2 separate regions of the Homo sapiens genome follow, and region 2 is linked to region 1. Evidence: read pairs that join two places in POLR2A ChIA-PET (ENCODE). Cell type or tissue: HepG2. All regions are shown on one strand. Links, peaks and the distances in the headings refer to the core of each region. The heading gives the core; the rest is flanking DNA. Region 1 overlaps CENPT (centromere protein T). Region 2 overlaps ATP6V0D1-DT (ATP6V0D1 divergent transcript).

Region 1 (2,911 bases), core at 1-2,500:
TCCCAGGGCGCAGCTCCTACCTCATGGGTGTAAAACCTATAATGAATGGCTTCTCATTCCCTATAAAGAAACTCCACTGTCCCAGTCTGGCAGATGTCAACGTATGCATCCTCTGCACCATGAGCTCACCACAGCCCTCACCCACTGCCACTCCCACTGACTCAGGCCAAATTCCCTGCTCCTTAGCAAAGCATCTTCCAGTTGCTGCCTCCCAACTTCTGCCCAGGCTGTCCTCTAGCTCCTTTCCCATTTCCCAGCTGGGAGCTACAAGGACAGTAAGACAATGAGCAGGAACAGTGGGAACCCTCGGGACGCAGAAGTTCAGGGCAAATGCCTAGGCACACCCTGGCTGGTCTGGGGAAAGCTGCCTAGAGAACAGAGCAGAAGGTGAGATTCTGAACCCCTATCCTCCATCTCCAGTGGCCGAGCCCCCAGAGACCCGGGATCAGTCAGGCTCTGTGGTCCCGAGGGCTGGCTGCCTGGAGCCCTGGGGGCAGGGGCACAAACAGCTGGCCCGGGCCCGGCTAGAGCAATGGAACCAGTTCTCAGAGTCCCAGGCCCTGCTCCTCTCTGAGACTCAGTTTTCCTCTTCGAACAGAGTCGACGCTGGGTTCCACCCAGACCCTGCTCCTCTCTGAGACTCAGTTTTCCTCTTCGAACAGAGTCGACGCTGGGTTCCACCCAGACCCCACTCCCCGGTCCCTCTAGTTGCTCAAGTACTCGGGGAGCCCCCTCACATACCCAGCCCGAGCACTCCGGGGTCGCCGCGGGGTGCGCGGGTCCGCTGTATCCAGCACGCGTCGCAGCAGCGTGCGCGGCGTGGAGTCGCTGTCAGGGTTGTGGTCAGCCATCGTCTCGGCCCCGGGCCCTCCTAACCGCCCAGCCAGCTGCAGGCTCCGCCTTCCCGCCGCCACAGTTAATGTAACTCTCGCGATGCTCCCGCACAGCCCCACGGGAATTGTAGTTCTCGCACTATCGCAGCTCGCGGGGTGGACAGTGATGGTTGCAAACTCCGGATGCTTTGGAGGCAGCCTCGCTGCGGGTAAACCTCGGTTAATGTAATGCAAGCAGCCCAAGTCTTGGCTTCTTCATCTGTAAATTGAGGTTGATACCCACCTGATAAGGAGCTTGTAATGATTCAAGGAGTTGATGTTTAACTCAGAGTCTAACACACGATAAGCCAGGGCACTGGTAACTAGCAATTGCTATTATTAGAAGGCTCTCTCATTCCCATCTCCCTCTCCGAAGATGAGGAGAGACACTTGGGCCAGGAAAAAGATTTTTATCCTACATATGACCTGGTTAGATTTGCATTTGCAGGCTAGGCGGTGGTTCACGCCTGTAATTCCAATACTTTAGGACACCGAGGCGGGAGGATAGCTTGAGCTCAGGAGTTCGAGAGCAGCCTGGGCAACACAGTGAGACCCCTGCCCCCTGGTCTCTACAAAAAATAAAAATAAATTATTCAGTCATGGTGGTGCGCGCCTGTAGTCCCAGATAATGGGGAGGCTGAGGCAGGAGCATTGCTTGAGCCCAGGAGTTCAAGACTTAAGTGAGTCGTGATCGCACTCCAGCCTGGGCAACAGAGAGAGACCCTGTATCAAAAAATAATAAAAGCATTTTTAAAAGATCTGCTTTGCAAATCTGTCTATAGGGCCTATCTCTATCAGAAGAGACCAGGAAGCAGGCTCCAAGGCTAATAGGCTGTTTGTGATCCAGCACTGATGTTATTATGATCTCCAAACACGAGCAATTTTGAGATGAATTCCGGCTCTCAAAAGTTCTATTAATGTTTTCCCCATTACCACCACATCTAGCAAAATAAATAAATAAAAATTGGGGTTTTTTTTGAGACAGAGTTTTGCTCTTGTTGCCCAGGCTGGAGTGCAATGGCACAATCTCGGCTCACCGCAACCTCCACCTCCTGGGTTCAAGCGATTCTCCTGCCTCAGCCTCCCGAGTAGCTGGGATTACAGGCATGCACCACCACACCCGGCTAATTTTGTATTTTAAGTAGAGACAGGGTTTCTCCATGTTGGTCAGGCTGGTGTCAAACTCCTGACCTCAAGTGATCCGCCTGCCTCGGCCTCCCAAAGTGCTGGGATTACAGGTGTGAGCCACTGCGCCCGGCCATTAAAAATTTTTAATGCTAGAGATGCTTACCATATTCTGTTAGTGTTTTCCTCCGTATTTTTCACTGGTTGACAATCCTCTCACCTTAAGTTTTCATGGCAACTGAATTAGAACTTGGTTTCTGAGTCTTCCGTGGAGTTCACTTTCCCAGAATCTGCACTGAGATCAAGTGTAAATTATCAGATACCTGAGACAAGCATGGGCATATTTGTGCTTGTGTTAAAAAAGCTGAGCCAAGAAGTCCAGGCATGGTGGCTCATGCCTGTAATCCCAGCACTTTGGGAGGCTGAGGCGGGCGGATCACTTGAGGTCAGGAGTTCAAGACCAGTCTGGCCAACATGGTTAAACCTGTCTCTACTAAAAACACAAAAATTAGCTGGGTGTAGTGGCACTCACCTATAATTCCAGCTACTCTGGAAACTGAGGCAGGAGAATTGCTTGAACCCTGGGAGGCAGAGGTTGCAGAGCTGAGATCGAGCCACACTACTCCAGCTTGGGCGACTAAGCAAGACTCCATCTCGGAAAAAAAAAATTAAGCAAAAAATTAGATTCTTGCTTCTCAAAATAAGAGAACTGTAGAGAAAAAGCTATCGATATTCCTTGTCATTTAGATCTGATATCTGTGTTATCTGACTCAATTTGCTATCCTTTTGCAGACATATTTCCATGGTTACTACCTAAATGCAGTTTTTTTTTTGTTTTTGTTTTTTTTTTGAGATGTTCTCCTGCCTCAGCCTCCTGAGCAGCTGGGATTACAGGCTGGCACCACCACGCCCAG
Region 2 (2,911 bases), core at 156-2,655, 350 kb before region 1:
TCCAGCTTATGCACATGAGACCTTGTCTTAAAAAAATAAAAAATTTTAAAAAAGAAAGAAAACTGGAAACAATCCAAATATCCATCAACAGCAAAATGGATAATAACATTATAGTGATATAATTGGGCCAGGCACAGTGGCTCACACCTGTAATCCTGGCACTTTGGAAGGCCGAGACGAGTGGATCACTTGAGCTCAGGAGTTCCAGACCAGCCTGAGCAACATGACAAAACCCTGTCTCTTCAAAAATTACAAAAATTAGCTAGACATGGTGGCGCAAGCCTGTAGTCCCAGCTTCTCGAGAGGCTGAGGTGGGAGGATCACTTGAATCCAGGAGGCAGAGGTTGCAGTGAACCAAGATTGCACCACTGCACTCCAGCATGGGTGACAGAGTGAGACCCTATCTCAAACAAACAAACAAAAGTATGTTTATATAATTGACAACTATACAGCAATGACAAGAGAATAAACTACTGCTACACACTGCAACATGAATGAATTGCACAGACATAAGGTTGAATGAAAGAAGCATGCTGCAGAAGAGTGAGGATGGAATGAATCCAGCCCTATGACATTCAGACCCAAGCAAAATTATAATAAATGGTGATAAAACACAACAGCGGTTAACTCTGGGAGGGTGGGAAATTATTGACTGAGGGGGGAAATGAGGAAAACATGTGAGGTGTTGGAAAGGTTTTGTATCTTGATCTCAGTGGTGGTCACGCAGGTATATAAGTATGTAAAATTTCATCAAGCTGCACATTTAAGACTTGTGTATTTTGCCAAGTGCAGTGGCTCACACCTGTAATCCCAGCACTTTGGGAGGCCAAAGTGGGCAGATCACCTGAGATCAGGAGTTCGAGACCAGCCTGGCCAATATGGCAAAACCTCGTCTCCACTAAAAATAAAAAATTAGCCAGATGTGGTGGTGTGTGCCTGTAGTCCCAGCTACTCAGGAGGTTCAGGCAGGAGAATCACTTGAACCCAGGAGGCGGAGGTTGCAGTCAGCCAAGATTGTGCCACTGCACTCCAGCCTGGGTGACAGAGTAAGACTCCATCTCAAAATATATATATATATTGTATTTTTTATTGGATATTATGTCTCAATGAAAACATTTTTTCTTTTCCTTTATTAGTGGCTCAAAAAATAATGGAGTGTCTGGCTGGACGCTGTGGCTCCCGCCTGTAATCCCAGCACTTTGGGAGGCCGAGGCGGGTGGATCACAAGGTCAGGTCAGGAGTTCGAGACCAGCCTGACCAACATGGTGAAACTCCATCTCTACTAAAAATACAAAAATTAGCCAGGCACGGTGGCACGTGCCTGTAATTCCAGCTACTCAGGAGGCTGAGGCAGGAGAATTGCTTGAACCCTGGAGGCGGAGGGTTGCGGTGAGCCGAGATTGCATCACTGCACTCCAGCCTGGGTGACAGAGCGAGACTCCGTCTCAAAAAAAAAAAAGAAAAAGAAAGAAAGAAACTTCCCTCATCTCTGTAGCTATTTGTGTAACTTCCCCTATCTGTGTAACTACTGTTAACTGTGCAGCTGTGGGCATGTCTTTAGGAAAGCATATGTAGCTTCTCTTGTCTCTGTAGTTGCAGGTATGTTTTAGGTAAGTCTCCCCATCCCCCTCCCTGTGCAAGTTCCCACAGAGCTCACCATTTGCATGCCTGAAAAGGGGAGGAAACATTTTCCTGGGAGCCTGCTGATTATGCAAAGAACAAAGGCCTCTATCCTGGGCCTTGCTCCCTTATCTGTGCAGCTGCAGCTTGATTTTTCCCCAGGCTGCTCTATCTGTGCCTGTAGCTTTGATTTTTCAAAAGAATTTTACCAAGGACTAGCCATAGCTGTCTGCCCAACTGCTTTATTCCTTTTCTCCTCCCTCAGCATCCTATAGGAGAAAGTCACCTTTGTCTCCAAATTCCCTGGTCCTGGTTTTGAAAATCCTGCTGGCACCTACTGCTGAAGGCTGTGGCTGGAGAATTCAGTGAGCTACTCTGATCTGGACAGGGTCTGATGGTCCTCACTTGACCTAAGCTGAGCTCTCCCAGGCTGTGAGCATCCCCAAGGTCAGCCTGTGACTCTCACAGAAGTTCTGACCTCCAGAGCCTTCCCCCTGCTGTGGCCTTTGGGGTAGAGTAGGTTACATGGGCCAGCACCATCTGCCAAAGTCAGGGCCAGAAACCTATCCATGGGAGCCAGATTTGGCTTTTGGCTTGGGCTAGTATTGACTTTGGGCACATTCTCATCCCAGAAAGAATAATTTGGGGTATGGGATTTCATGTTTTCTTTAGTACAGCCTTGAAAGCCACGTGTACAGGGTGTTTTCTTGCTAAGATAGCAGTCGGGCTATATTTGAGCAGTCCAGAGAAGTTTAAACTACAGAGGCATCTGGATATTGTCACAGTCTTGTCTGAGGTCAATAGCTTGCAAGCGGTAGAGCTGAGAGTCATACTGGGGAGTCTGACCCTGTAATGACCCCCTGGTCACTATGCTCAGAAATAATGACACCTGGAGTTGTATTTTTCAGCACAGATTGACTTTGAATAATAAATACGTAAGAATATTTCTTCAATTACACACACACACACACACACACACACACACACACACACACACACACATACATACACAATTATGCCATTTCTCATCTTCCCTGAAGCACATGGCCCTTTGGCCTCTCTTTTATTTTCATACTTTTTTTTTTTTTTGAGATGAAGTCTGGCTCTGTCGCCCAGGTGGAGTGCAGTGGCACAGTCTCAGCTCACTGCAACCCCTCCTGGGTTCAAGCAGTTCTCCTGCCTCAGCCTCCCAGGTAGCTGGGATTACAGGCGTGTGTCACCACACCCAGCTAATTTTTGTATTTTTAGTGTAGACGGGGTTTCACCACGTTGGCCAGGCTGGTCTTGAACT

What was found. ChIA-PET counts read pairs that join two places held together with the same protein. Peaks named below come from ENCODE experiments on the same cell type or tissue, not always from the same donor. Only the 100,000 strongest peaks of a DNase experiment are listed, where the experiment ranks them.
Region 2: POLR2A ChIA-PET joins it to region 1 with 5 read pairs; 2 of 35 experiments call an interaction of 5 or more read pairs at or near these places.

The regions. Positions count from the first base shown.
Region 1 is chr16:67,833,009-67,835,919 of GRCh38, forward strand. CENPT (centromere protein T) reads right to left here. Exons shown (of 16, transcript NM_025082.4): 2 at 2,530-2,650; 3 at 2,164-2,292; 4 at 742-1,092. The coding sequence starts at 851. Among named protein-coding and RNA genes, the nearest start is that of THAP11, 7.9 kb to the right of the region's middle. RefSeq lists enhancers at 514-563, 1,044-1,093. In HepG2, for the core only: no CTCF peak of the experiment used is centred there; a DNase peak (open chromatin) is centred at 943; H3K4me3 peaks cover 1,473 bases.
Region 2 is chr16:67,487,503-67,490,413 of GRCh38, forward strand. The region is part of intron 2 of ATP6V0D1-DT (ATP6V0D1 divergent transcript); the gene reads left to right. Among named protein-coding and RNA genes, the nearest start is that of AGRP, 5.4 kb to the left of the region's middle. RefSeq lists an enhancer at 1,218-1,297. In HepG2, for the core only: no CTCF peak of the experiment used is centred there; a DNase peak (open chromatin) is centred at 1,659.